Linked DNA regions of Homo sapiens: region 1 is linked to region 2. A link is an interaction called in ENCODE POLR2A ChIA-PET data of the cell type or tissue named here. Cell type or tissue: HepG2. All regions are shown on one strand. Links, peaks and the distances in the headings refer to the core of each region. The heading gives the core; the rest is flanking DNA.

Region 1 (16,256 bases), core at 4,059-9,058, 370 kb after region 2:
AAAAATTGTTGTGGCTTCCCACTCTCTTCTCAGGCAGGCATGCCTGGCTCTCCCAGCTCACCTCAGGAGGGCTCTTATCATTACTCCCATCTTTCCTCAGAGGCCTACATACCTACCCCTGGGAGTCCTTGCTATGCCATCTGCCTGTGCCCCGGGAGTACTGATTCTCCTTGCTCACCCCAGTCCCAGGCTCCCAGGAAGGCTTGCATTGAGTCCCTTCTCTCCTGGGAGGCAACTGGGAACTCTTACCTCATCCTAACCCCGGACACCACAACTTCTGGTCCCCCCTGTTCCCAGGAACCATCTCGTCCCCATGGTCCTCATTCTGTCCTTTCCTTCCCTTCACCCCTGGGCAACCAGTTTATATCTCCACCCCAGTCACTTCCCCGCAGAAGCTATAATGAACCCCCTCTTCCCACTCCAGTTTCCCCCCAACCGAAGTCCCCTAAGTCCCCAGAGTTAAGACAGTCACATACTCCCCACAAATGTCTCTCCCTAGTCAACACTCCCCAGCACACCCCTTCTGGCCAGCCCAAGCCCGCTAAGGCCCACACCTGTCCCCCACCTCCCTCCTGCCTCTCTGGTCCTTCTTGTATGCAGCCATACATCACAACTCCTTCAAATTCCAGCCCCAAAGAACTTCCCCCAGGGACTACCTTACTGACTGTGGTCCCTAGAGCTCTCAAAAGTGTTATCCCCACTTCTTTTCCCCTCTGCCTTCCTTGTGATCCTGTCTCGGCCAATAGTTATGCTCAGAGCAGCCGCCATGGACCCTCCATAGGGCCCCCCTGCAATACCCATATATGCTCTGTGGTTCCCTCCACCCCCCATCCCTGCCCACTGTCTGGCTCCCTCAATCATTCGACAGGCCCCCCTCCCATTGTGCCCCTGTGTGACACCTATAGCACTCCCAGGGGCCCACCCCAACCTCGTTGTCAGCCTGTGATGCCTCCTTGTTCTACCCACATCTATTCTTTTATCCCTTTGAGAACACCCTTTGATCCTCAAAGTTTACCCATTGTCCCCCGAGTCCGGGCCTACCCTGATACTGTCCCCTGTGGCCTCCATATCTACCCTGTGGCCTCTCAAGGCCCTTGCAAAGAGCCTCTGCAGATCCCCTACAGCTGCCCTTTGCCTTCATCCAAGGATTCCAGCTGTAGCACCAATCCCAGCTGTAGTTCGACTATTATTAGCAAATGCCAGAGTAGTGACAGCGAGAGCAGGAGTTCCCACCAAAGCCAAAGCCGGAGCCAAAGCAAGAGTCCCCATGATGGCAGAAGTCAGAGCTGGAGCAAGAGGCATCATCTGAGCAGAAGTCCAAGTCAGAAAAGCAGTCCCTATCCTAGCAGAAGCTGGGGCCGGAGCAGTAATCCTCAACAAAACACAAGTCAGGGCCAGAGTGAGAGTCCCCAACTTAGCATAAATGAGCACCAGGGTGAGAGTCCCCAAATTAGCAGAGGTCAGGGCAAGAGCAAGAGTCTATGATGGCAAAAGTCGGAACCGGAGCAAGAGTCCCCAACATGGCAAAGGTCAAGGCCAGAGCAAGAGTCCCCAACATAGCAGGAGCCAGAGCAAGAGTCCCAGCGAGGCAAAAGTCACAGAGCAAGAGTCCTCACCATAACAAGAAATGAGGGCCAGAGCAAAAGTTCTGACCAGACCAAAAATCTAGGCCAGAGCAAGGCATAGATAGTAACAAGATTGCCAGCTATAGCAAGCATCCCAGCTGCAGCAACCAGGACCGACTTGTGCACTCCTCATCTGAAGTCTTCATTTCTCTTTTACTCTGCCTCCTTGTTCTTGTCCTCTTGTCCCCTGCTACCCCCATAGCAGTCATCCTAGAAGTCCCTGTTTTGGTTCACACCTCAAGATTCTGTGGGCCCTCCTTATCCAACCTTTCTGGGGTCTGGGAACTCTCCCAGCATGACCCTCAAACCTCTGATTCTAAGCATGGTGGTGCTAGTCACTGTGTGACGCTAGGTAAGTTACCCACATCTCTTCATCAAATTGAAATGTTGTTAATTTTTTTTTGTATCTTACTGAGCTATCAGTTGTAGTGCTCACATAAGCTAGTAGACATGAAAGTGCTTTGAAAATAGAACTGTTCAGAAGAAAAGGGCCTTTTGCTTTTAAGTTCAAAGCTTCCCAGAGCCTCCATAGTTTCTCCTAATCTTCTGCAGGCTCTCCTCAAGAGTCCTCTCCTGAGCTCCCATATTCCTAAGTTCCTCTTTCTCCAAGGTCCCCCTTCTTGATGACCCCCGCACAGTACCGTGAGAGTTACATCTTTATCTGACAACCCTGGGATGGGAAGGCCCACTCTCCACTACTTTTCCCTCTCACACTTCTCTGGCAGGCAGGCAGGATGCAAAAGCAGGAGTGGGCACTAGCTGGATCCAAGTTTGCCCCTAGGCTCTGAGGTGGGGGTCAGGTAGTAGGGGGTAGAGTCAAGACTGGGAAAACCAATAAGCCTGTCCTCTCTCTTTTAGGCTGCCACAGAGCCCAAATTCCCTGCTGTTCGACTGGCTTTGCAGAATTTTGACATGACTTACAGTGTGCAGTTTGGAGATCTTTGGCCATCAATCCGTGTCAGTCTCCTCTCAGAGCAGAAGTATGGTGCACTGGTCAATAACTTTGCTGCCTGGGATCATGTAAGTGCTAAGCTGGAGCAGCTGAGTGCCAAGGATTTTGTGAATGAAGCCATCTCCCACTGGGAACTGCAGTCTGAGGGTGGCCAATCTGCAGCCCCATCCCCTGCCTCCTGGGCCTGCAGTCCGAACCTTCGATGCTTCACTTTTGACAGAGGGGATATCAGTCGCTTCCCTCCTGCCAGGTAGGATCTGGAGCCATGACTGGAGCGGTCCTGAGTGTCTGCTGGAAGTAGACATGTTGAGACCCAGCTTCTACCCTCTGTAATAAGGACCATAATATTGCTAATATTTATGGCATGTTTATACAGACTAGGCATTTTTTTGAGGTGCTGTACATATGTTATCTCTTTTTGTTCTGTCAGCAGCCTTATGAAGTAGGTAATATTATTGCTGTTTTACATTTGGAGAAACTGAGGTACAGAGAAGTTAAGATTCTTACTTGCTTTAGGTCCCTCAGATGGTAAGTGGTGTGACTAATATTTAGACCCAGAACCTGCACTTTGAACCCACTCTGCTCTGTGCCTCTGGTAGAAAACAGCCACCTTTTACATGAGCACTCACTGGGCCCTCTCAAGTTGAAATGTGTTATTCACAGCAGTCTTCTCATTTTGCCCTCACAGCCACCCATCAAAGTGAATAGGAAAAGTAACTTCATGGTAGCAAAGAGGTAGTGGGACTTTCCTAGGAAATAGGGCTGGTCTAGGGGCACAAACTTGGTATTAGACTGGGAAAAAGAAAGGAGAAGTTCAGTTTCTTGATTCAATCCTCATGTATATGAAGTTGAATGAGAAAAGACTGCAGAATCAAATGCTGAATTATGCTTTAACAATTAAGGAGAGCTCAATGTTAGTTGTAGGGTATGGGAATTGATTTTTGAAAGACTGATTTATTTATTAAAAAATATTGGCCGGGTGTGGTGGCTCACGCCTTTAATCCTAGCACTTTGTGAGGCTGAGGCGGGCGGATTGCCTGAGCTCAGGAGTTTGAGACCAGCCTGGGCAACATGATGAAACCCTGTCTCTACTAAAATACAAAAAAATTAGCTGGGTGTGGTGGCGTGCGCCTGTAGTCCCAGCTACTTGGGAGGCTGAGGCAGGAGAATTGCTTGAACCCAGGAGGTGGAGGTTGCAGTGAGCTGAGATCGTGCCACCGTACTCCAGTCTGGGCGACAGAGCGAGACTCTGTCTCAAAAAAAAAAAAAAAAAAAATTATCTACCAAATGCTAGGCATTTAAGTGCCTTGATGAACAAGCCCTCATAGAGCTTCCAGTTTAGTGAGGAAGACAGCTATTTAAAAACAATAATTGGCCAGGCACAGTGGTTCACACCTGTAATCCCAGCACTTTGGGAGGCCGAGGCGGGCAGATCATCTGAGGTTAGGAGTTCAAGACCAGCCTGGCCAAAATGGTGAAACCCCATCTCTACTAAAAAATACAAAAAATTAGCTGGGCATGGTGGCACAAGCCTGTAATCCCAGCTACTTGGGAGGCTGAGGCAGGAGAATCACTTGAATCTGGGAGGCAGAGGTTGCAGTGAGCCAAGATTGCGCCACCGCACTCCAGCCTGGGCAACAGAGCGAGACTGTGTCTCAAAAAAAAAAAAAAAAAAAAAAATTAGCCAGGCATGGTGGCGGGCACCTGTAATCCCAGATATTCAGGAGGCTGAGACGGGAGAATCACTTGAACCTGGGAGGTGGAGGTTGCAGCGAGACGAGATCGTGCCACTGCGCTTCAGCCTGGGTAACAAAAGTGAAACTCCGTCAGTCAATCAATCAGTAAATAAATAATCATTCTGGCTCCCGTATAGATGAATGAATAAGTGAATAAGTAAGTGTGGGTCTGAAAAATGAGTTTTTGGTGATTGGAGCTCAAGCCCCAGAGGGCATAGACTTGGTGGCCTAGACTCCCAGTGGGTGTCCTGACCTGGAATTTAACAATAAAGTGGTCTCCTCTTTTCCAGACCTGGCAGCCTGGGTGTCATGGAGTACTACCTGATGGATGCTGCCTCCTTGCTGCCTGTTCTGGCCCTCGGCCTGCAGCCTGGGGACATCGTGCTTGACCTATGTGCAGCTCCTGGGGGAAAGACACTAGCGTTGCTTCAGACTGGCTGTTGCCGTAAGTCAGGGTGCTGGTGTGTTGGGCAGAGAGAGCTCCCCACCTCACCTAGTCCCAGGTACATTTAATATGGTAGGTTCGGCCAGGCGCAGTGGCTCCCGCCTGTAATCCCAGCACTTTGGGAAGCCGAGGGAGGCGGACCACCTGATGTCAGGAGTTCCAGACCAGCCTGGTCAACATGGTGAAACACCATCTCTACTAAAAATACATAAATTAGCTGGGTGTGGTGGTGCACTCCTGTAATACCAGCTACTCAGGAGGCTGAGGCAGGAGAATTGCTTGAACCCGGGAAGTGGAGGTTACAATGAGCTGAGATCCTGCCACTGCACTCCAGCCTTGGCGACAGAGTGAAACCCTGTCTCACACACACACAAAAAAAGAATATGGTAGGTTCTCTAGTCCCAAAGTCAGAGTGGAGGGTAGTACTTACTTTCTAAGCTTGTGTATTTTTTCATTAGTTCCTCTCTTTCTCTGTCAATTGGTCAAGAAAGATTGCTGAGCAAGTTCTCTGAAGTCAGATTGAAGTAGGGCTCTGATCAGTTGATCACATGATACACACTCCTCTTCATCTGTTTACTTTTCCTCTAAGATTAAGCCCATTTCTTTAGCCTACCAACTAAAATGATAAGATCTGCCTGCAGCCACCATTTATATGCTTTATATGTCACTCTTCTAGGCTTTATGTGCTTTAACCTTACTCTGCTACTCTCTGTTGCCTTTGCTCTTGTTAAATTTTCTCCCTGGAATTCCCTCACCCTTGGCTGTCCAAATCCTTTTGACTTTCTTTTTTTTTTTCTTTCTTTTTTTTTCTCTTTTTTTCGAGATGGAGTCTCACTCTGTCACCCAGGTTGGAGTGCAGTGGCACGACCTCGGCTCACTGCAAGCTCCGCCTCCTGGGTTCACGCCATTCTCCTGCCTCAGCCTCCCTACTAGCTAGGACTACAGGCGCCCACCACCACGCCCAGCTAATTTGTTTTTGTACTTTTAGTAGAGACAGGGTTTCACCCTGTTAGCCAGGATGGTCTCAATCTCCTGACCTTGTGATCTGCCCGCCTAGGCCTCCCAAATTGCTGGGATTACAGGCATGAGCCACCGCGCCCGGCCCCTTGTGTCAAGTACTCACTTCAGCCATCCACTGGCTGATATCCTGCCTGCCCAGTCATCCTTTTGACTTTCAAGCCTCAGCTCAAGTGTGCCACCTCCTGGACGTCTGTCCTTACGACCTCTGCTGGCCGGTTCAGAAATGATGCCTGTCTCCTACGCTCCCACAGCATGGGTATCGCCCTTGCAACATTAGCCTTGCCTTAGGGCTTTACTAGTTATATATCTTCTCCCTCTTAAAGATGATGGATTCTGGCCGGGCACGGTGGCTCACGCCTATAATTCCAGCACTTTGGAAGGCTGAGGCGGGTGGATCACCTGAGGTCAGGAGTTCAAGACAAGCCTGGCTAACATGGTAAAACCCCGTTTCTATTAAAAATACAAAAAATTAGCCGGGCCTGGTGGTGGGCTAATCCCAACTACTTGGGAGGCTGAGGCAGGAAAATCGCTTGAACCTGGGAGATGGAGGTTGCAGTGAGCTGAGATCACGCCATTGCACTTCCGCTTGGGCAACAAGAGCAAAACTCTGTCTCAAAAAAAAAAAAAAAAAAAAAAAAAAAGTGGATTCCTTGGGGATAGGCCCACATCTTATTTGTCTCAGTAAAGTAGCCCAGCGAAGGCCTTGTGCACTGTTTTTTTTTTTTTTTTTTTTTTTTGAGAAGAAGTTTCGCTTTTCTACCCAAGCTGGAGTGCAGTGGCACGATCTTAGCTCAATACAACCTTCGCCTTCTGGTTCCAAGCAATTCTCTTGCCTCAGCCTCCTGAGTAGCTGGGATTACAGGCACCCACCACCACACCCGGATAATTTTTGTATTTTTAGTAGAGATGGGGTTTCACCATGTTGGCCAGGCTGGTCTCGAATTCCTGACCTCGCAATCCACCCACCTCGGCCTCCCAAAGTGCTGAGATTACAGGTGTGAACCACCGCGCCCAGTCTTGTGCACTGTTTTTTTTGGTTTGTTTTTTTGTTTTTTTTTTTTTGAGACGGAGTCTTGTTCTGTCACCCAGGCTGGAGTGCAGTGGCGTGATCTCGGCTCACTGCAAACTCCGCCTCCCGGGTTCATGCCATTCTCCTGCCTCAGCCTCCCAGATAGCTGGGACCACGGGCACCCGCCACCATGCCCGGCTAATTTTTTTGTATTTTTAGTAGAGATAGGGTTTCACCGTGTTAGCCAGGATGGTCTTGATCTCCTGACCTCGTGATCCGCCCACCTTGGCCTCCCAAAGTGCTGGGATTACAGGCGTGAGCCACCGCGCCTGGCGCCTTGTGCACTGTTAAGTACTCACTTCAGCCATCCACTGGCCGATATCCTGCCTTAAAATAGATAGTTTTTTTCCTTTGGCCCCTGACAAAGGGCCGTAATTTACACACCTAACCTGGAGCTCAGCCAGGCTTCTCTTGCCGTGTGCCCAAGCCCTTCTGTTGGACCTAGACCCTTCTTTTCCAGGTCTTGTCAGCCAGCTTGCACAGTTTGAGTCAGCATCCAGCCTTATGATAGGCATTGGTTGATTCAGAGAGATATCACATTCGGTCATAGCCTTCTGGAAGTCCAGAGGGAGAGAAGAAAAGGTGGGGTCATGGGCTTAATGAATCCAATGCAAGAGAGCCCAGCCTGTGTGCTGGACAATTCTTATCTGACTGAATGCTGTGGGAATCCATTAGAAGGGAGATGAGTAAGGGTAGGGTTACTTGGAGGAGGAGGAACTTGAACTAGGAGGAGGAAGAAGGGCAAAGAAGAAGTAATTGAGAGTTGTTCTTCTAAGGCATGCTTAACTATCAGCACCTCACCTTCATCCCAGCTCCTCATCAAGCGACAACTCTTGATCCGAGGAAAACGGGATCACAGAATTTGTATAAGAAGGGAAATTAGTGTTTACTTAGTCTAGCCCTCATATTTTATGGAGGGAGAAATTGAGTTCTGTGGAGATTAAATAAATAATACAAGAATTGGAGGTAGAGCCAGAACTGGAACCCATCTTTCTTTTTCTCAGTTCATATCCTTCTGCAAATTCCTCTAGAGCAGAGAATACAATTTTTACTTCTTTGAGTGCCCTCAAAAATGGAGACATTGGCCGGGGGGCGGTGACTCACGCCTGTAATCCCAGCACAAGCTAGGAGGCTGAGGCAGGTGGAATACTTGAGTCCAGGAGTTCGAGACTAGCCTGGGCAACATAGACCTCATCTTCATTAAAATAAAAAAAAAGGAGACATTTATTTATGGGATTACTAAGCTGGTTCATAGTAGTGACCACTATTAGATAAGGTGGACACTTGCATCTCGCATTCTTTACCATTCCCACCCTACCTTGTTGTTCTTTGACTCAGAGGCCAGGTATCAAGTGTCATTTATCATCAAGCTTGCAATATTTTTCTCATAGTAGCACTAAGAGCAAAGTGAGATATTTCTTGAACTCATGTCTACCAATAAAGAGAAAATGAAAGGTAGATGGTAAATCAGAATTAGGTTTGGTTGCATTTGATAGAAAACCTAACTAATTGGCTTAAAGAGGAAACATTAATTTATCTCTTACATAAGAGAAGCTGAGATATAGGCACTCCAGGTATGGAGGCTCCACAATTATCAGGGACTTAAGCTCCCTTTTTCCTTTTGCAACGTATTTTGTTGCTAGTGTCAGCCTTAGCCTCCCTCCCTTTAAGAGGGAGAAGATATGTAACTAGTAAAGCTCTAAGGCAAGGCCTCATGGTCCAGAATGACTGCTGGAAGTCCAGCCATCACATCCATATTTGAGTCAAGAGGAAAGGATTGGGCAAAAGAGACTCATTTCATCTCCCAATTATGTCAGCCTTTTAAAAATATCTTCCCAGAATTCCTATCCAATACTTATGCCTACAACTATGACCAAAAGTTAGTCATATAGTCATACTTAGTTGTAAAAGAAAGGCTTAGCCGGGTGTGGTGGCTCACACCTGTAATCCCAGCACTTTGGGAGGCCGACGCAGGCAGATCACCTGAGGTCGGGAGTTCAAGACCAGCCTGACCAACATGGAGAAACCCCGTCTCTACTAAAAATACAAAATTTGCCGGCGTGGTGGCGCATGCCTGTAATCCCAGCTACTCGGGAGGCTGAGGCAGGAGAATCGCTTGAACCCGGGAGGCGGAGGTTATGGTAAGCCGAGATCGCGCCATTGCACTCTAGCCTGGGCAACAAGAGCGAAACTAAAGAAAGGTTGAGAAATGTAGTCTTTTGGGGCAATTTTCCCCTTCCAAAAAATTGGGGTTCTATTAATAAGGAGGAAGAGGAGAATGATTTTGGCTAAATAAACTGTAGTATCTACCAAAGATGAAGAGAGCCATAGGTTTCCAGAATAGTGGGAGAGCATATTTTTTTAGAAATAAATATTCTTGGCTGGGCATGGTGGCCCACACCCATCATCCCAGCACTTTGGGAGGCTGAGGTGGGAGAATTGCTTGAGGCCAGGAATTCAAGACCTACCTGGGCAACATAGTGAGACCCAGTCTCTTTTTTTTTTTTTTTTTTTTTTTGAGATGGAGCCTTGCTCTGTCGCCCAGGCTGGAATGCAGTGGCGCCATCTCGGCTCACTGCAAGCTCTGCCTCCCGGGTTCACGCCTTTCCCCTGCCTCAGCCTCCCGAGTAGCTGGGACTACAGGTACCCACCCCCATGCCCGGCTAATTTTTTGTATTTTTAGTAGAGACGGGGTTTCACCATGTTAGCCAGGATGGTCTCGATCTCCTGACCTTGTGATCCGCCTGCCTTGTCCTCCCAAAGTGCTGGGATTACAGGTGTGAGCCACCGTGCCTGGCCTTCCAGTCTCTTTTTAAAAAATTATTTAAATATATTTTTATTTTTGTAGAAATGAGGTATCGCTATGTTGCCCAGGCTGGTCTTGAACTCCTGGGCTGAAGCAATCCACCTACTTTGGCGTCCTCCCAAAGTGCTGGGATGAGAGGCGTGAGCCACTATGCCCAGACTCAGAGACCCTGTCTTTAAAAAAAAAAAAAAAGAATGTGGCTGGGTGCAGTGGCTCACACCTGTAATCCTAGCACTTTGGGAGGCCAAGGCAGGCGGGATCACCTGAGGTCAGGAGTTCAAGACCAGCCTGGCCAACATGGTGAAATGCTGTCTCTACTAAAAATGCAAAAATTAGCCGGGTATAGTGGTGCACACCCATAGTCCCAGCTACTCAGGAGGCTAAGGCATGATAATCACTTGAACCCAGGAGGTGGAGGTTGCAGTGAGCTGAGAGTGTGCCACTGAACTCCAGCCTGGGCGACAGAATGAGACTCTGTCTTAAAAAAAAAACAAAAGGAAAGAGAGGGAGAGAAAGAAAAGGAGAGAAAGGAAAGGGAGGAAAGGGGAGAGGGAAAGGAGAGAAGAAAGGCGAAAGTAATGGGGAAAGGAAAAGGGGAAAGGGGAAAGAAAGGGGAGAAAGGGGAGAGAGGACAGGAAAGGAGAAAGGAAAGGAGTCTTACTTGGTCTGCTTTATTCATTGACTTAAATAACTTTGATACTTTCTGGCCCATTTAGGTGTTTGCCATTGTACCCCCACTCAGAATGACTGATGCTGTGCCATGCACATAATAAATGTTCCTGATGCTGGGGTTTGCATTGGCTGGGACTACCTGAGAATTGGTCTGACTCCATCAGCGCCATTGCTGGTGGAATGTTTCATTGGGTCATGGCCTCTGAAGTATCTTTATTTCCATAGGCAATCTTGCTGCCAATGATCTCTCCCCGTCCCGAATAGCCAGACTACAGAAGATCCTTCACAGCTATGTGCCTGAAGAGATCAGGGATGGAAATCAAGTTCGAGTTACCTCATGGGATGGCAGGAAATGGGGAGAACTGGAGGGGGACACCTATGACCGGGTGAGTGATTCTTGATTTAGGACATGCATCCAGCTTAATGCGGCCTCCCCATCCTGGTTCTAGGGCCTGAGGGGTTAGGATCCAGCCCCTATGTTTGAGCATGTAGAGCTGTTTCTGGACTGGCCAGTTCTACATTGGTGATTTGACCAAAAGAAAAATCAGCTTAGATGACTGGTTATTATCTCTATTAAAGATAGTTGGCAGCAAAAAAGAATTTGAAACTATTTGAGTAGGGGAAAAATTTACTAGGCTTACTTTATTTCTCAAGTCACTTGGTTGCTCAGAAAGCCTCATGAAGGTAAGTAAGAATAAGCTCATTTATTTATTTTTGAATGTTAGTACAGCACATGGTACAAAATTCAGAAGGCACAAAAGAGTATCCAATGAAAAGTGAGTTTTTCTCATCTGGCCTGTAGCCCCCTACTTCCCCACCCTATAGATAACGATTGTTTCTTTTTTTTTTTTGAGACGGAGTTTCGCTTTTGTTGCCCAGGCTGGAGTGCAATGGCGCGATCTCTGCTCACTGCAGCCTCCGCCTCCTGGGTTCAAGCAATTCTCTGCCTCAGCCTCCCGAGTAGCTGGGATTACAAGCGCCCACCACCACGCCCGGCTAATTTTTGTATTTTTTTTAGTAGAGACGGGGCTTCACCATCTTGGCCAGGCTGGTCTTGACCTCCTGACCTCGTGATCCACCCGCCTCGGCCTCCCAAAGTGCTAGGATTACAGGCGTGAGCCACTGCGCCCAGCCGGTAGTATATTATATTATACTCACTATTCTGAACTTTGTATTTTTTTATTTAATAATGTGTCCTGGGGTTAAATCCTTTTTTAATTTTGTTGACATTGTGGAAGTATAGTTGTTGAATAACAGTTTACATCCATTTAAGATTTTGATAGCGATTGCTAAATTTCTCTGTGGAGGTTAAACCAGTTTCACTCCTACTGGTAATGAATGAGTACTGATTTCCCACATGCTGCCAATATTGGTGCTATCAAACTTAATTTTTTTGCCAAATGGATAGTATCTAATTTACAATCTCTTATTAATCATGTTGAAAATCTCCATATTAATTTTTTTAAAGTTTTTTTTTTTTGAGTGGCAGGTTTTCACTTTGTCACCCAGGCTGGAGTACAGTGGTGTGAACACGGCTCACTGCAGCCTCAACCTCCTGGGCTCAAGGGGTCCTCCTGCCTCAGTTTCCCGAGTAGCTGGGACTAGAGTGTGCCACCATGCCCAGCAAATGATTTTTTGTAGAGACGGGGTCTCACTATGTTGCCCAGGCTGGCCTCGAACTCCTGGGCTTGAGCAGTCCTCCCACCTTGTCCTCCCAAAGTGCTGGGATTATAGGTGTGAGCCACTGTGCTGGGCCAGTCTCTTCATGTTTTTAAGTTATTTATTTTATTTTAAATGGCATACTCTAAAAATATTTGTTTAGAACACATATTTCTAAAAATATATAAAATATATAGCTGTTGTCTCTGTGTTGTCACCTGATTTACCTAATCTGTCTAGTTCTCACCATTCTGCCTCAACCACTCTAAGAAACTGAAAGAAAGACCAAGGCTTATGGAATCTTAGATAGGCTTGAGACTTGCTTTCTGCCTGTGTAGGAATCCCCTACTCATTTTTTTCTTTTTTTTTTTTGAGACAGTTTTGCTCTTGTTGCCCAGGCTGGAGTGCAGTGGCGCAATCTTGGCTCACTGCAGCCTCCGCCTCCTGGGTTCAAGCCTGGGTTCAAAGTTCGATTCTCTTGCCTCAGCCTCCCAGGCAGCTGGGATTACAGGTGTGTGCCACCACGCCTGACTAATTTTGTATTTTTTTAGTAGAGACGGGGTTTCACCATGTTGGTCAGACTGGTCTCGAACACCTGACCTCAAGTGATCCATTAGCCTCAGCCTCCCAAAGTGCTGGGATTATAGGCGTGAGCCACTGCGCCCGGCCTATTCATTTTTCTTGATATGAGAGCAGTGGAACATGATGGAGAGAGCATGACCTCTCCTGTCAGCCTAACCAGTTTCTACATTACAGGGGTGCTACTTACTAACCTTAGGCAAACTGTTGATCTTGCTGAACTTCAACCTCTTCGTTTGTGAAACAGGGTAATCCTACCACTTAGGATTATTGTGAGGATTCAGTGAGAGTATCCAGGGAAAGCACTTAGTATAGTACCTGGCGGTGAAGATTAGGCAAGCAGGACCCATTATCATTATTCAGCCTATGCTTAAACACATCCGTTGATGGGTGCACACTGAGATTCTGTTGTTGAACACTTACAATGTTAGGAAGTTCTGCCTCTTACTGCAATCTGTAGATAGCATGGTATATGGGTTAGGGCAAGGATTCTGGAGTCAGACTGCTTGGATTAGTCCTGGTTCCATTACTTATCAGCCAGAGAAGTTTCGGTGAGTTACTTAACTTTCAGTTAAGCTTCAGCTTCTTCATCTGTAAAATGAGGATAATAGTATAGTGCCTATCCCGTAGGTGAAAATTAAATAAGAATGCATTTGGCACAATGTCTGGAATATAGAAAACATTCAGTAGTAGTATAATCATCACAATCCTTACCATTATTATTATTATTTCCATTCATTGATCCTAGCTACTTATTTTAGAACAATATAGAATGAGTGACCTGCTATTTCACTTGACAGCTTTAATGTTTGAAGATGTCTTTGTTAACTTGTTTGTTGAAAAACTAGTTGTGGCCGGGCACGGTGGCTAACGACTGTAATCCCAGCACTTTGGGAGGCCAAGGTGGGTGGATCACCTGAGGTCAGGAGTTTGAGACCAGCCTGGCCAACGTGGTGAAACCCCGTCTCTACTAAAAATACAAAATTAGCCGGGTGTGGTGGCAGGCACCTGTAATCCCAGCTACTTGGGAGGCTGAGGCAGGAGAATTGCTTGAACCCGGGAGGCAGAGGTTGCAGTGAGCTGAGATCGCGCCATTGCATTCCAGCCTGGGGAACAAGAGTGAGACTTTGTCTCAAAAAAAAAAAAAAACTAGTTGTGTACAATATACTCTGTGGTAGGCAAGTGTTAAGCACTTTTATTTATTTATTTGAGACAAGGTCTTGCTCTGTTGCCCAGGCTGGAATGCAGTGGCGCAATCATGGCTCACTGCAGTCTTGACTTTCTGGGCTTAAGTGATCCTCCTACCTCAGCCTCCCAAGTAGTTGAGACTACAGGCATGTGCACCATGCCTGGCTAATTTTTTAACTTTTTGTAGAGATGAGGTCTCACTATGTTGTCCAAGCTGGTCTCGAATTCCTGAGCTCAAGTGATCCTCCTGCCTCAGCCCCCCAAAGCATTAGGATTACAGGTGTGAGCCACCGTGCCCAGCCGTGTTAAGCACTTTAGATGCAAAGAAGAATGCTACTTCAAGGCTGGGCGCGGTGGCTCACGCCTGTATTCCCAGCACTTTGGGAGGCCAAGGCGGGCGGATCACGAGGTCAGGAGATGGAGACCATCCTGGCTAACACGGTGAAACCCCGTCTCTACTAAAAATACAAAAAATTAGCCGGGTGAGATGGCGGGCGCCTGGAATCCCAGCTACTCGGGAGGCTGAGGCAGGAGAATGGCGTAAACCCTGTGGGGCAGAGCCTGCAGTGAGCCGAGATCGCGCCACTGCACTCCAGCCTGGGAGACAGCGAGATTCCGTCTCAAAAAAAAAAAAGAAGAAGAAGAAGAAGAATACTACTTCAGGGCTCTACATACTCTTGGTAACTCCATCCTTCTCCCGCTCCACTTGTCCATCAGCTGGAGAAGGGACAGGACCTCAGAGCTCTGCATGTTCATGGAAGACACTAACCCCCCCATGTCACAACTTTCTTTTTTATGTGAGCTCAAGTTTATTTCAAATAATACAATGTTTATTTGAACATGTTTCTATCTTCCCTTATAATACAATATTATACAAATTGATATTAATACAAATAATATTTGTTAGACACTTGCCCAGGGCTGAGATTCAGTGGGAGCACTATCCTGGCACGACTGGTTATTTATGACTGACATCCATGCCAGTGCCTGATGTGAAGATGCATGTGCCATATCTGATGTTGAGTGGTTTGACTACCCTCCCTAAATGTTTCCTAAGTGTAGTGCAACAGTACAACTTCCTTTTCTTTCTTCTGTGACTGAGTGAGATCAACATATTTTTTTATTTTTGAGACAGGGTTTCACTCCCATCGCCCAGGCTGGAGTGCAATGGCACAATCTCGGCTCACTGCAACCTCTGCTTCCTGGGCTCAAGCAATTCTCCCGCCTCATCCTCCCAAGTAGCTGGGAGTACAGGCATGTGCCAGCATGTCCAGCTAATTTTTTTGGTATTTTTTGTGGAGACGGGGTTTTGTCATATTGCCCAGGCTGGTCTCGAAATCCTGGGCTAAAGCCATCCGCCCGCCTTGGCCTCTCAACATGAACATTTTCCACAGTTAACACTACTGAAACAATATTAGAAATATATTAGAACCAAGATATTCAGATATATTGCCATCGATTTATAGTCCCCTTGAAATTACATAGCTCTGCTGTTTCTCTGCATTAGGGGCTCAGGAGTCCAGCGGTCCTAAGTATACCTTGCAGCCATCTTCCTAAAAGTTCTGACCATGACTGAGGACACTGAGAAGGAGTAAGGAAAGAGTCTGTAGACATTTCCTCCTTTTTGGGTTGGGGAAACTCCTACAGCTTTTTTTTTTAAAGGATTGCAGTTATACCTTTGCTCATCCCTTTATATTTAGGTCATTTCCTTTTAGGTGTATCTCTTATATGCTGCATAGACAGGTTTTGCTTTGTGAGCCAATCTATAAATTTTATTCTTTTCATTGCTGACTTAAGCAATTGATGCCATTGATGATTTTGGTCTCAGCTCTGTCAAATTATTATCATTTTATTTATTTATTTTTTGAGACAGTCTCGCTCTGTTGTCCAAGTTGGAGTACAGTGGTGCCATCTTGGCTCACTGCAACCTCCACCTTCCGGGTTCAAGCAATTCTTGTGCCTCAGCCTCCCAAATAGCTGGGATTACAGGCGCCCGCCACCATGCCTGGCTAATTTTTGTATTTATTTATTTATTTATTTATTTTGAGACGGAGTCTCGCTCTGTCACCCAGGCTGGAGTGCAGTGGCGCAATCTTGGTTCACTGCAACCTCCGCCTCCTGGGTTCAAGCGATTCTCCTGCCTCAGCCTCCTGAGTAGCTGGGATTACAGGTGCCCACCACTGTGCCCGGCTAATTTTTGTATTTTTAGTAGAGACAGGGTTTCGCCATGTTGGCCAGGCTGGTCTCGAACTCCTTACCTCAGGTGATCTGCCCGCCTCGGCCTCCCAAAGTGCTGGGATTATAGGCATGAGCTACTGCTCCTGGCCTAATTTTTTTTTTTTTTTTTTTTTTGAGATGGAGTCTCACTCTGTTGCCAGGCTGGAGTGCAGTGGTACGATCTCGGCTCACTGCAACCTGTGCCTCCTGGATTTAAGCGATTCTTCTGCCTCAGCCTCCCGAGTAGCTGGGACTACAGGTGCGTGCCACCACACCCAGCTAATTTTT
Region 2 (16,256 bases), core at 4,379-9,378:
TGTGTACGTGTGTGCATAATGTATGTAAAAGCATACCTAATCACATACATTGTTGCTGTTACAGATTAAGCACCCCCAGTCCAAAAATCTGAAATCCAAAATGCAAAACTTTTTAAGCACCAACATGAACCTCACAGGAAATGCTTGTTGGAGCCTTTTAGATTTTGGGCTTTCAGATTTGGGATGTTCAGCTGGTTAGTATAATGCAAATATTTCAAAATCAGAAAACAAATTTGAAATTTAAAACACTTCTGGTCTGATAAGGGATACTTATCCTATATTATGTTGAACAGACTTATCTATTAGACAAATTAAGAATAAGAAAAACAAGTTTTTAGTTTACCTTCATCACTTCTCCAGTGTGCTTGCTTGTTTCATGTAGAGTTCACTTTCTCCCCTATATAATTTTCTCTCTGAACAACTTCTTTTAACATTTCTTGCAAGGCAGATCTACTGCTATAGAATCCCCCATTTTTTGTTAGGGAAAATCTTTATTTCTTCTTCACCTTTGAAGTATAATTTCACAGGGTACAGAATTTTAGGTTGCTTGCTTGGTTTTTTTGTTGTTTTTTTTTTTTGTCTCTCAACAGTTTTAATATTTCACTCCACTATCTTCTTGCTTGTGCGGTTTGTGAGAAGTTGGATGTAATTCTTGTCTTCGCTCCTCTGAAGATAAGGTGTTTTTTCCCTCTGGCTTCTTTCAGATTTTTGTGTACCTTTGGTTTTCTATAGTTTGAGTATGATATGTCTAAGTGCAGTTTTTTTCTGAATTTATCCTGCTTGGTATTTTCTGAGTTTCCTGAATTTATGGCTTTGTGTCTGACTTTAATTTGGGGAAATTTTATGTCATTATTGCTTCAAATAATTCCCTTCCTTTCTCTCTTTTTCTTCTTGTATTACTGCTGCATACGTATCACACCTTTTGTAATTGTCTCACAGTTCTCGGATGTTCTGGTGTTGGTTTTTTTTTTTTCGGTCCTTTTTTCTTTGCTTTTTAGTTTTGGAAGTTTCTGTTATCATATCCTCAAGATCAAAGATTATTTCCCCAGCAGTGTTCAGTCTATTAATGAGCCCATCAAAGGCATTCTTCAGTTCTGTTACAGTGATCTTTAACATTTTCTTTTGATTCTTCCTTAGAATTTCTATTTATATTATCCATCTGTTCTTGCGTGTTGTCTACTTTTCCCATTAAAGTGCTTAGCATAATTAATCATCGTTTTGAAAAATTCCTAGTCTGATCATTGCAACATTCCTGTCATATCTGACTCTGGTTCTGATGCTTTTTCTGTCTCCTCAAACTATTTTTTGCTTTTTAGTGAGCTTTGTAATTTTTTTGTTAAAAGGTGGACGAGATGAACTGAGTAAAAGTAGCTGTGATAAATAGGCCTTTAGTAATGTATTGGTAAGGTGTAGGGGAGGAGAAGTGTTCCATAGCAGGGATCCGCAACCCCTGGGCCACGGACCGGTACTTCTCATGGCCTGTTAGAAACCAGGCCACACAGTAGGAGGTAAGCGTCAGACAATCAAGTGAAGCTACATTTGTATTTACAGCCGCTCCTTATCACTCACATTACCGCCTGAGCTCTGCCTCCTGTCAGATCAGCTGCAGCATTTAGATTCTCATAGGACCATGAACCCTGTTGTGAACTGTGCATACAAGGGATCTAGGTTGCACACTTCTTATTAGAATCTAATGCCTGATGATCTGTCACTGTCTCCCATGACCCCCAGATAGGACCATCTAGTTGCAGGAAAACAAGTTCAGGGCTCCCACTGATTCTATATTATGGTGAGCTGTATAATTATTTCATTATACATCACAGTGTAATAATAATAGAAACAAAGTACACAATAAATGTAATGTGCTTGAATTATCCTGTAAACCCCTTGCCTCCCCACTTCCTGGTCCATGGAAAAATTATCTGCCATGAAAACAGTCCCTGGTGCCAAAAAGGTTGGGGAATGCTGTTCTATAGTCTTGTGACTAGGTCTCAGTCTTTTGATGAGCCTTTGTCCCTGGACTGTGAACTTCTCCAGTGCTTCTCAGTATTTCCCCCACACCATAGCTGGGACAGGATGGTTCTTGGCTGCTGGAATTGGGTATTTCTTCCCCCAAGTAGAGCTGGCATTGATGAAATCCCAGCAAGTTAGATGCAAACAAAATAGTTTCTCCCAAGGACAGGCTTGTTAAGAACAGAATGCTCCGGCGCGTATCAAAACAGTTCCTTTTCCCTCCTCCTGCTGGAATCATGAGATTTTCTTCAGTAATCACTGTGAGGATCCAGTAAGGCTCCTTTGGATAAAACTTACAAAAATTTGGGAGCCCCCCCATGACTAGATCCCCCTGGAGTTTTTAACTCTCAGCATAATCCACACTGAGCTTCCAGCAATTCCTCAGTTACAGTTCAGGTCTTCCTGCCCTGGCACTGGTTGCTATGGAGGTTTCTGCTTAAGAATTTCTGCTCCTGCCGGGCACGGTGGCTCACACTTGTAATCCCAGCACTTTGGGAGGCCAAGGCAGGCGGATCACGAGGTCAGGAGTTCGAGACCATCCTGGCTAATATGGTGAAACCCTGTCTCTACTAAAAATACAAAAAAAAAATTAGCTGGGTGTGGTGGCAGCTGCCTGTAGTCCCAGCTACTCAGGAGGCTGAGGCGGGAGAACGGCTTGAACCCAGGAGGCAGAGCTTGCAGTGAGCCCAGATCGCACCACTGCACTCCAGCCTGGGCAACAGAGGAAGACTCTGTCTCAAAAAAAAAAAAAAAAAAAAAAGAATTTCTGCTCTGGTAAGTTGTACCTCACTGTGTCTGCTGTCTGTCTGTCCAGTTTTGGGGGCAGTGGTTCATCCTGTGATGTCACTTCGCTGACAGACTAAGAAGTGTTTTTTTTTTTTTTTTTCTCCTCCAGTTTGTTCAGCTTTTTACTTGTTAAAACAGAGTGGCAACTCCTAAGCTCTTTACATGCCAGGCCAGAACTGGAAGTCAGTTTATTTATTTTTATAACTTGTAGAGTATTTCATTGTATAACTGTACCACAATGTATTCATTTTCTTATTGGTGAATATTGCATCAGTCTAGGCCCAATCAGGAGACAGATAACAGACAAGCGATTTTAAAAAGTTTTAATAAAAGTAATACAAACTATGACAATAAGAGCCTAACTTCCATAGGCTACCATAGAGCTGAAGGAGAGTTCTCAAGGAAGAACTAACTTGGAAGGAGGATTCTCTAGGCTGGATTCAGGACTTGTTGTAGTTGCAGCCCACTGGATGTAGTTGCAGCCCACTGGATGGCAGAGATGTTTTCTGGTTTGCCCAGACCAAAGCTGGTCCACAGTTACTCAGCAATCAGGGAATAGCCCTCTGGAGCACAGGTGAGTCTCAGCCAGTGGTCAGGCCTAGAGAGAGAAAGTAGAGGTGCTGCTGTGAGCACTTTGTGTCCTCAGGAAGGACGTGAAAGACAAATCCTGGGGGTCGGGGTGTTGAGCAAGCAAACAGAGAGAGTCAGTGGGGACAGGCCTGGAGCACACAGTATCTTTGTAGGTAAGGCTGTGGAAAGGTGTCTGTGTGATTGGGGCAGAGCAACCCACATATCCACGTTCCCACACCACTGACTGATAATGCAGTTGCTAGAATTAGCACCAAGAGCCTGTTCTTTCTGCAGTGTGCCTCCAATACCCTCTACTGAGAAAGTTTAACATCATGCTCACTGTAGAGGATAGATGATGCTTAAAGGAATTCTCTTCTTTATCTCAGAGCAGGTATTGAAGGATTAATTTGAAGCTTAGTGGCATTAAATTGATAACCAGCATAGACATTTAGATTGTTTATACTTTTCCACTATTATAGTCATCAATGCTACAGAAACATCCTTCTTCATATTCTTTTTGTATATATGTACACAGACTTTTTCTGGCATATATATGGAGGCATGGAATTGATAAGTCTTGGAATAAACTGTATAAATTTTTAGGAGTAGGATCAATAGGTCAGGAGGCATGCATATTTTAATGTTGTTTGTTACATATCATCTAATTGATTTTACATGAGTATTCTGGAACTAAGAGTGTGCCTTCCATAAAAGCATTCAGTCCCTATCATTCAAGGTCAAGCTCAAGCCCTAGTGTCAAGCAGGAAGATCCAGCTGCCAATTCCAGGTGAGGACTCCTGCTGCATGGAAGATGACTAAGATCGTAATAATGCCAGCCGTCAGTAGGAGTCCACAGACCTCGGCCCACTGCATCTTCTTTGGGTTTGAAGCTGTCAAGGAGGACTCAACATTCAGCACACTGGTTGGAACAGCATTTCACTCACAGAAAGGACAGATACAACAAGATCAGAGTCTGTGATGTGCACCAGTGGCAAAGATCCCATTCCATCCTGTGGTGGGCAGATACACTGGTGGGGCTGGCCGTGTGCCACATGCCACACACACTTAAGCAATACAAAGAAGTTTACTCCATACCCAGAAGAGGGGAAAAGTTTCTGCTAATAAGGAAGAAGAATCTGTGGCCAAGTGACAGCTTGCCACACAGCTTCCTTATGAGGGAAAGTTTTAGACCCAGGCCACTAATTGGGTAGTCTTGGAGAGGGGTGGCAGGTCATGTGACGGCTACATCCCTTACAGCCAGTAATCCATCCCTCTTTACTCCCTGACACGTATAGACTCCTCACCTCTATCTGCATTGAATCTATTTGGGCTAATTTCATTATCCCTTACTCCTGTTTATGCCCATTGCCACAGGAACCCTCAGGTTACCCGCACCCCATCATCTACATGCTTAATTCATCTAAACCTCTGAACATTCCCTGCTCTGTCTTATCCCTCCCTGACTCTGGAAACCCTTCCAGTGTACCTTTTGGAATTCCAGTTCTTTATCAGCAAGATCTGTCTCGTAATCTGTTCTCTAAACATTCTTTCTTCTTCCTGTTCTAGTGGAATCATAGGGGAAGAGGGAGAGCTTAGAACACTGATTATCTGCAGACTACTCAAGTGTTAACCCTTTTCTCATAATCTCAAAGCATTGGGTCTAGTAGTAAGGGTAGATGTCCTCTGTTTTTTCATTATTTTCACTGTCTTCTCCCTAATCTCCCCAAACTTAGAATCTTACATATCATTAATTTGTATCATTTAGTACCTATCATTGCAGCTGTAAAACTCTTCATACATTGCAATTGTAAAAATTTTAGCTCTTGACTCCAATTACTCTCTTCAGTTCTACTCCTGTATTATTCTTTTTTTCAGTCTGTTTGTGAGCTGTAATGTGTTATTCTTGGTGGTTTCGATACACCCGTAGTTGATAACTCCAGTTCTTAAGACTTTCTGTTCTTTGAACTCCTGTCTTCCAGTGAACCTCTCCACTACCCTACCTCAATCACTTATGCCCTAGATCTGTACTTTAGACCTTGTCTCCATAATTTCAGTTTCCTTCTTCCTGCTCTCTGAGCACCACCTCTAATCTTTCTATAGCTTGTGTCATCTAGAAACCCCACCTTTGAAAAACAGTCATTTGATCCTGGGACCTTTAATCCTTGGGAACCTTCGATAACTATATTGAGATGTCTTCCAGACATCTGTGTGAATAATTCAGTATGTTTGTCTTGATTTCAAGGAAAAAATAGGGCTAGAGATACAAATGTTGGACTTTCACCATATAAAAAGATCTTAAATCTGTGTGTCTAGATGTCATCACCTAGGGAGTGAACATAGACAGAAAGGACTAAAGGTACAAGGACTGAACCCTGGGACATTCCAGTTTTCAGAGACCAAAAGAATGAGGAGAGACCCAAAAGGAAAGAGGAAAACTTAGAATATATAGTGTCCTGGAAACCACATAAAAAGAGTATTTCAGAAATAGCATGTGATCACCTGAGCCAAATGATATAGACAGATCAAGTGACATGAAGTCTGAGTATTGCCAGTGGGATGTAGCAATGTAATGTCAGTGTTGACATTGATTAGCTGTTTTGATGGAATGGTGGGGGCAAAACCTAATTGGTGAGTCAAGAAAGAAAGGGAAAAAGAAAATGGAGATAATAACTAAATAATTTGTCAAGGAGTTTTGCTGTTAGAGCAGAAATGAAATGCAAAGATGGGTAGAGAGATCAAGAGAGTTTTCTTATTTGAAAAAAGTAACAGTGTCTATGTACATACACTGATGGAAGTGATTCAACAGCAAGAGAAGATCTGATAATGCAAGAGAAAGGAGAATGGCTGGCACAGTGTCCTTCTATAGTTGAGAGGGGATGGGATCTAGTAAATAAGCAGTAGGTTAGCCTAGCTAGGAGCACAAACAGTCCTTCTCTAGGAATAGGGGAGGATGTGGGGAATACAGTGCAGATTATGGCTGGGTAGATGTGGTAAAGATAGCTTATTGAAGTTCTTCTCTGATTAGTTGAGGCCAGGTGCTGTGGCTCACGCCTGTAATCCCCACACTTCAGGAGGCCAAGGCGGGAGATCATGTCAGCCCAGTAGTTTGAGACCAGCCTAGGCAACATGGTGAAACCCCATCTCTACAAATGATACAAAAATTAGCTGGGCATGGTGTTGCATACCTGTAGTTCCAGCTACTTGGGAGGCTGAGGTGGGAGGATCATCTGAGTCTGAGGAGTTCGAGGCTGCAGTGAGCTGTGATTGCACGGAACTGTGATTGTGATTTTGAGAAAGAGCAAGACCCTGTCTCAAAAAAATATTTTTTTCTCACTAAAATGGAAAGTGAGGTGATTAGCTGAGCCTGAAGAGAGAGGATAAAGTATGATACAGTCTTTTAAAAGGATGGGAGAAAGAGTACACTAAGAAGTATGGTCTGATTTCCAGTAGTATGAAGAGCCAAAGTTAGTGATCATACACATAAAGTGAGACTAGTCAGCTTTTCTATATGACTTTCTGAAACTTCTCAGGCTAGGATTTTGGAAAGATTGTGTGAAGATACTGAAATTACTCCTGACAGAAGGCATGATAAAAAGAATGTGAGTGATACAGGAATAAAATCCTTAAAGAGTGAAGGGGATTTCCCAAAGGTTTGTATGTGACTTTTAGCAAGGAGGAGTAATGGTTGTTGTAGTCTGATGACATCATTTCAAACCTGGGTGTTTTTATGGAGAACAGAGGGAGAATGCCTGAAGATGAAATGAGCCAGCAGGATGTCTACCCCACCTCTAGGTCTAGTGGTACAAAGGGCATGTGAAATCCAACAGCCATCATTTGAGAGAGCTGCCAAGGAAGCTGCATCCACAGGGGACAGTCAAGTTGCAACCTGTTCAGGGTATGTTAAGGGCTGTACTAAATGTGTGTCCAGGGTGCTTGGGAGTACAAAAGTAAAGATTTGTAACCCAAGCTAGTCATTAAGCAAGGTGTTCTTTTTGGAGGTAGCTCATTGAATGAGGTAGAAAGCTCATTCTAAGATCCGTATGAAATAGAATTATATGATTAGGAAATTAACAGTCCACAGCATTATAGTTGCCTGGATACGATGGCTCACTCCTGTAATTCCAACACTTTGGGAGGCCAAGGTGGGAGGATCACTTGAGGTCAGGAGTTTGAGACTAGCCTAGGCAATATAGTGAGTCCCTGTCTCTCCAAAAAAAAAAAAAAAAAAAAAAAAAAGCCAGGTGTGGTAATACACACTTGTAGTCCCAGCTGCTCAGTAGGCTGAGGTGGGAGGGAGGATCGCTTGAGTACAGGAAGTCACGGCTGCAGTAAGCCGCGGTCACGCCACTGCACTGCTCTCCAGCCTGTGAAACAGAGCAAGACTCTGTCTCAAAAAAAAAAAAAAAACACAGACCATAAAAAAGTACAGATCGTTTGTTACTAGATTATAAACTGCTAATCAAATATGGATGGGTAGGCAGAAAGTCACGGAGGGCTATATGCAGTGCTAAAGGGATGAGGTATGAGGAGTCCATGGCATGGACTCTTTTTTACCTAAGATCCATGGACCCTGAGTGGTTTTACAAGTGCCATAAATCCCCTAAAATTATATTCCCAATTTTGTATATATGTTCATTTTCTTGTGGAGGCAAGATTTGCCAAAGGTGGTTTTTTAATCTAAAAACTGAATACTTTTTTTTTTTTTTTGAAACAGAATCTCTCTCTGTTGCCCAGGCTGGAGTGCAGTGGTGCAATTTCGGCTCACCGCAACCTCCACCTCCTGGGTTCAAGTGATTCTTGTGCCTTAGCCTCCCAAGTAGCTGGGACTGCAGGTGTGCACCACCACACCCAGCAAATTTTTTTTTATTTTTAGTAGAGACGGGGTATCACCATGTTGGCCAGGCTGCTTTTGAACTCCTGACCTCAGGTGATCCGCCCACCTCAGCCTCCCAAATTGCTGGGATTACAGGTGTGAGCCACCACACCCGGGGAAAACTAAATACTCTTTAAGGCTTGAAGAGGCAAAGTGGTCCGGGCACAGTGAGTCACACTTGTAATCCCAACACTTTGGGAGGCTGAGGTGGGCAGATCACTTGAGGTTAGGAGGTGGAGACCAGCCTGGTCGACATGATAAAACCCCATCTCTATTAAAAATACAAAAATTATCCAGGCATAGTGGCACATGCCTGTAATCCCAGCTACTCAGGGGCCACAACATGTGAGAAGAATGCAAGGAAAACTCTGGAAACATTAAAATCACATTGTTCTAGTGGTGATTACCTGTGGAAAAAAGTAAAAAAGCAGCTTTAACTTTTTATTCAATTTGCTACGGTTTTTGGCCATAAGAATTTGTGAATTGTACGATAAAAATGTTAAAATAAAAGTTATTAACAGAGGGCAGTGCTGGCAGTTGGAAGACCAGTTAAGAGGCCATTGCCATTATCAAGATGTTAGGGGAATGTTTGAAATAAAGAAAATATATGACTATGAGAAAAATGTAAGAGATTAAATCAGTGGCATGTGGATTGATTGTCTTCAGATTCCCTGAGTGATTAATGCCATGTGTTGATACCCTTAACTTAGATAAGGAATACTAATAGGAAGAGAAGAGTTAGGGGGAGGAAGACGAACCCAGGATCAAATTTACACGTATTCAGACACTTGATTTATGACAAAAGTGGCACTATAGAGCTGTAGGCAAAATCCATTGGATGTTTGTATAGAGAAATTGGAAAACGTGGCTCTTCACAAGAAAATCAATTCCAGGTGAATTATAATTTTAAATGTGAAAGGTAATACAGTAAAACTTTTAGAAGGTGTACAGAAGAAAATCTGCATGGCCTTAAAATAGGGAAATTTTTTAAAAACAGGATATAAAGGATAAGATTCCTAAATTTGACTACATTTAAAATGAAGAATTTCACCGGGCACGTGGCTCATGCCTGTATTCCCAGCACTTTGGGAGGCCAAGGCGGGTGGATCACCTGAGGTCAGGAGTTCGAGACCAGCCTGGCTGACATGGTGAAACCCGGTCTCTACTAAAAATACAAAAATTAGCCAGGCGTGCTGGCGGGCGCCTATAATCCCAGCTACTCAGGAGGCTGAGGCAGGAGAATGGGTTGAACCCGGGAGGTGGAGGTTGCAATGAGCCGAGGTGGCGCCATTGCATTCCAGCTTGGGCGACAAGAGGGAAACTCTATCTCAAACAAACAAACAAACAAACAAACAAAAAGGCCGGGTGCAGTGGCTCACGCCTGTAATCCCAGCACTTTGGGAGGCCGAGGCGGGCGGATCACAAGGTCAAGAGATCGAGACCATCCTGGCTAAGACGGTGAAACCCCGTCTCTACTAAAAGTACAAAAAAATTAGCCAAGCATGGTGGCATGTGTCTGTAATCCCAGCTACTCGGGAGGCTGAGGCAGGAGAATCGCTTGAACCCAGGAGGCGGAGGTTGCAGTGAGTCAAGATCGCGCCACTACACTCTAGCCTGAGTGACAGAGCAAGACTCTTGTCTCAAAAAAAAAAAAAAAAGTTCTGGTTATCAAAAGATACTATGAAAAGAGTGAAACGAGAAGCCACAAGGTGCGAGAAGATAATGTGACACATAAAAGTAACAAAGGACTTGGGTTCAGAATATATAAAGAACTCCTGGGGCCAGCACAGGTGGCTCCTATAATCCTAGCACTGCGGGAGCCTTAGGTGGGCGGATCACTTGAGCCGAGGAGTTCGAGACCAGCCTGGGCAACATAGTGAAACCCTATCTCTTATATTTAAAAAACAAAAACAAAAACCACACAAAAAAACCTGTACATCAATAAAATAAAAAGATAGTATGATTGAAAAATGGCCAAGGGACTTGGACAGTTCACACAAAAGAGATCCAAGTGGTCAATAAATGCATGAAAAGATAATTTACTCTCATTAGTAATTATGAAAATGCAAAAGAAGCTGGGTGCGGTGGCTCACGCCTGTAATGCCAACCTTTTGGGAGACCGAGGTGGGCAGATCACTTGAGGCCAGAAGTTCAAGACCAGCCTGGCCAACAGGGCAAAACCTTGTCCGTACTAAAAATACAAAAAAATTAGCTGGGCATGGTGGCGCACACCTGTAATCCCAGCTACTCAGGAGGCCGAGGCAAAAGAATTACTTCAACCTGGGAGGCAGAGGTTGCAGTGAGCAAAGATCACGGCACTGCACTCCAGCCTGGGCAACAGAGCGAGACTCTGTCTCAAAAAAGAAAGAAAGAAAATGCAAAATAAAATCACAAAAAGATATTATATGACCAATAATGGCTTAAAGAGTGACAAAACCAAGTATAGATGAGTATGTGAAACAGTAGGAATCCATAAGTGCTGCTGGTGAGTGTATAAATTAATACAACTATTTTGCAAAACAGCTTGGTGTTTTCTTACGTAAAGTACAGAAACAAGCAAACTAGAACACAAACGGACACATATTATATAATCTCATTTCTATGAAATGTCCAGGATACACAATTTCATAGAGGCAGAAAGTAGATTAGTAGTAGCCAGGGGCTCGTGTAGATGGAAATGAAGAGTGACTGCTAACACTCGAGTAGAGGGAAATGAAGAGTGACTGCTAACAGGTATAGATTCATTTTTGGGCGATAAAAATGTTCTGGAATTATATAATGGTTATGATTGCATAGCTTTGTGAATATACTAAAAACCTCTAAACTGCACACTTAAGGGTAAATGTTACATGAAAGTTATATCTCACTTTTAAAATTGTATGAGAGAAAAACTAGAGTGTTTAGAGTTGCATATTTAGTTGGTAAAGCTATAAGGAAATGATTATCATAATATTGACTTTAGATGGGGTAAAGGGAGGGGTTTTGATCAGGAGGGATTATGTGGAGGGATTTTGGAAGATGGCATTGTTAAACCTAGATGGTGTTTACACAGGTGCTTGCTATATAATTATATTCCTTTATAACTAGTTAAACTGTATAAATGAAGCAGCTGATTCAAGGTCAACTGACTGCTCCCAGTTTTGTTTATAACTTGTTTCTCTGGGATGAATCATCACTTACCTTTGAACTGTCTCCTCCAGCTGCTAAAATCGATTCTTAAAGTGGAAAAAGCCTGCTTGCTAGGCTGCTAGATTTTCTGTCAGATTTTTTGTTTTTTTTTTTTTTTTTTGGTCCCATTGAGCCAGTTATTGCCATCCTTAAGGAAGGATTCTTCTCAATAATGTCATTTTTTCTGGAGCTAGAACCGTGAATGTAAGTCATTAATAACAATCAGCTTAGCTGGGCACAGTGACTCACACCTGTAATGTCAACACCTGGGGAAGCCAAGGTAGGGGAATTGCTTGAGACCAGCCTGGACAACATAGTGAGACCCCCATCTCTTCCAAAAATTAAAAAATTATCTGGCTTTTCCACTTTATGATGGCTTACACCTGTAGCTCCTGCTCCTCAGGAGGCTGAGGTGGGAGGATCATTTAAGCCCAGGAGTTTTGAGGCTGCAATGAGCTATGCCTGCACCACTGCACTCCTGGGTGACAGAATAAGACCCTACCTGAAACCAAAACAAACAAAAAAAAGTAGCTATAAAAAAGAATGAAATCACTGATGCAGCTGGAGGCTATTGTCCTAAGTTAATTAAGGCAGGAACAGAAAATAAAATACTGCATGTTCTCCCTTATATGTGGGAGCTAAACAGCGGGTTACTCATGGCCATAAAGATGGCAACAGGCCAGGTGCAATGGCTCACGCCTGTAATCCAGCACTTTGGGAGGCCGAGGCAGGTGGATCACTTGAGGTCAGGAGTTCAAGACCAGCCTCGCCAACCTGGAGAAAACTCATCTCTACTAAAAATACAAAAATTAGCCTGGTGTCATGGCACACGCCTGTAATCCCAGCTACTCAGGAGGCTGAGGCAGGAGAGTCGCTTGAACCCAGGAGATGGAGGTTGAAATCGCCCCACTGCACTCCAGCCTGGGCAACAGAGTGAGACTGTGTTTCCAAAAAAAAAAAAAAAAAAAAAAGGCAACAAAAGATTGGAGACTACTTAGAGGGGGCAAGAGTTGAAAAAGTAGCTATTGCGTTCTGTGCTCACTACATGATTGATGAGATCAATCGTACCCCAAACCTCAGCATCACGCAATATACCCAGGTAATAAACCTGAAAGTGTACCCGCTGAATCTAAAATAAAAGTTGAAATTATTTTTTATGTGAATTTTTAAAGAATCAGTTTAAATATTTTCTTCAGAATGTTTTGTTGTTTTTGCTTTTGTCTTTGGAGACAAGGTCCTGCTTTGTCACATAGGCTGTAGTGTAGTGGCATGATCACGGCTCATTGCAGCCTCAACCTGCTGGGCTCAAACAGTCCTCCCACCTCAGCCTCCCGATTATCTGTGACTACATGTGCGCACCACTATGCCCAACTAATTTTTTAATTTTTTTGTAGAGACAAAGTCTCACTGTGTTCCCCAGGCTGGCCTCAAACTCCTGAGCTGAAGTGATCCTCCTGCCTTGGCCTCCCAAAGTGCTAGAATTACAAGTGTGAGCTACCATGCTGGCCCAGAATGTTGTTATAACATCTTAATCTTCCTTCCCCCAAAATAAGACCAGTTCAAATTGTAACCATCCAATGGGTCCTCCTTGCCCACTGTCCAGATAGAGCCAATTTATCAAAACAGGGGAATTTCAATAGAGAAAGGGTTTAATATACGCAGAGCTGGCCAAACAGGAGACTGGAGTTTTATTACTGAAATCAGCCTCCCCCACATTTCTGAGGCTATGGTTTTGTTTTGTTTTGTTTTGTTTTGAGATGGAGTCTCAAAAATTGCACTCCAGTGCCCAGGCTGGAGTGCAGTGACGCGATCTCGGCTCACTACAACCTCTGCCTCCCATGTTCAAATGATTCTCCCACCTCAGCCTCCTGAGTAGCTGGAATTACAGGTGTGCATCACCACACCTGGCTAATATTTGTAGTTTTAGTAGAGATGGGATTTCACCATGTTGGCCCGTCTGGTCTCAAACTCCTGACCTCAGGTGATCCACCTGCCTTGGCCTCTCAAAGTGCTGGGATTACAGGTGTGAGCCACTGTACCTGGCTGAGGCTAGGGTTTTTTAAGGATAGTTTGGTGGGCAGGGGGCTAGGGAATGGGGGAATGTTGAGTAGTTGAGTCAGGGATGATGTTATCTATAGGAGAATCTGTGAGGTTAGGAATCTTGTGGCCTCTGGCTGAATAACTCCTGAGCCATAATTTTTAACCTTGTGGCCAATTTGTCAGTTTTACCGAAGTGGTCTGGTCCCCAATCCTTCAGAGGGTATTTTCCCAGCAGGAGCTGTTACCTTCTTTGTTTCAAAGTAAACTAAATTCCTACCAAAGTTAGTTTTGGCCTAAGCTCAGAAATGTACAAGGGCAGCTTGGAGGTTAGAAGCAAGATGGAGTTGGTTAGGTCAGATTTCTTTCATTGTCATAATATTCCTAGTCAGATTTTTCTCACTGTCATAATTTTGGCAAAGGCAGTTTCAAAATTATTGATTTTATTCTGTCAACAAACTTTAAAATGGTGGTAATTTTGGCTTTTTTTTTTTTTTGAAAGAGTCTTGCTCTGTTGCCCAGGCTGGAGTGCAGTGGTATGATCTCAGCTCACCGCAACCTCTACCTCCCTGGTTCAAGCAATTCCCCTGCCTCAGCCTCAGCCTCCCGACTAGCTGGGATTACAGGTGCACACCACCACGCCCAGCTAATTTTTTTGTATTTTTAGTAGAGACGGAGTTTCACCATGTTTGCCAGACTGGTCCCAAACTCCTGACCTCAGGCAATCTGCCTGCCTCGGCCTCCCAAAGTGCTGGGATTAGAGGCGTGAGCCACCGCGCCCGGCTGTAATTTTGGCCTTTTAAGGTAAATGTATATTGGAGAAATAGAGAAAACCCAATAAAAGTAGCACACATTTTTAGGCCTTAGCATCTGTGGTAGAATAAAGAATTTCTGTGATCTTTGGTCCAGATGTAGGCACAGAGCCTCTGAAAACCTTGGAATTTCCTGAAACATAGGATTGTCTTGTTATACCAGTGAGGTGACTCGTAGTGGGCCCCTGGATAGTTTCAGGTTGGGGACTGATCACAAGAAAGACAAACCACATTATTAGAAGGTTGAGATAGAGGCCGGGAGATTGAGTTCAGTCATTTAGCCAATCATTTAATCAATCATGACTATGTAATGAAAATTAAAACTCTGGACAACCTTAAGCTCAGTAGAGCTTCCTGGTTGGTGAACACAGGAGGGTGACACTCCCGGATTCCACAAGGAGAGGGCACAGGATCTCTACTTCCCCTCCCACACCTCACCCTGCCTTTGTGTATCCTTTATAATAAAACTGTAATAATAAGTATAGTGCTTCTCTGAATTCTATTAGTTGTTCTAGTAAATTATTGAATGTGGGAGGGCTGTGAGTACTCCCTGAACTTGCAGCTAGTCAGCCAGATATGCTGGTGGTCTTGGCCCCTCCCCCTGCCATCCCCACAAAGACTTATGACTGGTGTTGGAAGTGCGGCAGTCTTGTTGAGGACTTTGCTCTTAAACTGTGGGGTCTATGCTAACTCTATATGGATGGCATCAGAGTTTAATTGCAGTATACCCAACTTGAGGTAGTGTCAGAATAGCATCTTCTGAAAAGTCTGCAGAGCCTGGCCAGTTGGAAAGAATGCTTGTTTATTATATTGTTGCTTGCAGTTGGTGGGAATTCATCATTACTTCCCCTTGCATTACAGATGCCTTTTGCCAAAGATTTCCATCACATATATAGTGGTCTGTTTTTTGCTATTACCCTGGCAACAACTCCATAACTTGGAAACCATTTCTTTTCTCCAACGTTGGCCATATTTGGTAATGTAGAATGTTGAATTGTGAATCAGCTCTAAAAATCCTAATAAATAAATGAACCTTAAAAATTGATTACTTAATAAGTACAGTATTTACCTTATTTATATAAGAGCAAAGACTTATCATATGATGCCTTTCATTCTGGTAGGTGTCACCAAGAATTCAATATAAGACTCAGAAAAAGTCTTTGACTTAGAAGGTGTTGTAAACTAAGCACATTCTGATTTCATTATCATGGCCTTATGGAAGCCCTCATCACTTTTCATTTGGCTTATCGAAGATACCCCCTAACTCCTTTTCCCTCTCTATTCTGTCCATTCTAAATTTTAGAGTAAGACACTTTTTTTTTTTTTTTTGTCTGAGACAAGATCTTACTCTGTTACCCAGGCTGGAGTGCAGTGACATGATCGCAGCTCACTGCAGCCTCTACCTTCCAGGGCTCAAGCAGTCCTCCCACCTCAGCCTCCCAAATAGCTGGGACTACAGGTGTGCACCACCACCCTCAGCTAATTTTTTTTAGTTTTTGTAGAGATGGAGTCTCACTATTTTGCTTAGGCTGGTCTTAAACTCCTGAACTCCAGAAGTCCTCCCACAGTGTTAGGATTACAGGCCCAATTTTCTTTTACAAAATATGTTCCAAATATGCCAACTTTTTCTGTGCTAACAAGTGATTTTTAGTAGTATACTCCCTAGGAGATTTGGGATAAGGGGCACAAACACTCTTTTTAGGGCGAAGGTGATATTTTATCATTGAGTGCAAAGGTAGCTACACTTTAAAAGAAATTTGTGCCATGAAAAAAGCAATTTGAAGATGGACGTTTAGAAATGTTACCATCTATATGTGATTTTGGTTGAAAAATGTTATGCCTCCTCCAAAAGCTGGTAAGTCTATCATTTGAAAACATTGGAAATAGAATGTTTCTAATCTTCCAAAAGAAAGGTTCAATTTTTGATCTATTGTTTAAAAATATAAAACTATAATACCTCTTCATTAGGTTCCAAGAAAAATTGCTGACATTACAGA

The links. Peaks named below come from ENCODE experiments on the same cell type or tissue, not always from the same donor. Only the 100,000 strongest peaks of a DNase experiment are listed, where the experiment ranks them.
Region 1: POLR2A ChIA-PET joins it to region 2 with 6 read pairs; 1 of 35 experiments calls an interaction of 5 or more read pairs at or near these places.

What each region holds. Positions count from the first base shown.
Region 1 is chr1:46,342,318-46,358,573 of GRCh38, forward strand. NSUN4 (NOP2/Sun RNA methyltransferase 4) reads left to right here. Exons shown (of 6, transcript NM_199044.4): 2 at 2,484-2,827; 3 at 4,604-4,758; 4 at 10,551-10,711. Among named protein-coding and RNA genes, the nearest start is that of NSUN4, 9.6 kb to the left of the region's middle. In HepG2, for the core only: a CTCF peak has its summit at 5,976 (motif pointing left); a DNase peak (open chromatin) is centred at 5,954.
Region 2 is chr1:45,967,917-45,984,172 of GRCh38, forward strand. The region is part of intron 5 of MAST2 (microtubule associated serine/threonine kinase 2); the gene reads left to right. Among named protein-coding and RNA genes, the nearest start is that of PIK3R3, 160 kb to the right of the region's middle. RefSeq lists a silencer at 7,645-7,764. In HepG2, for the core only: no CTCF peak of the experiment used is centred there; a DNase peak (open chromatin) is centred at 7,185.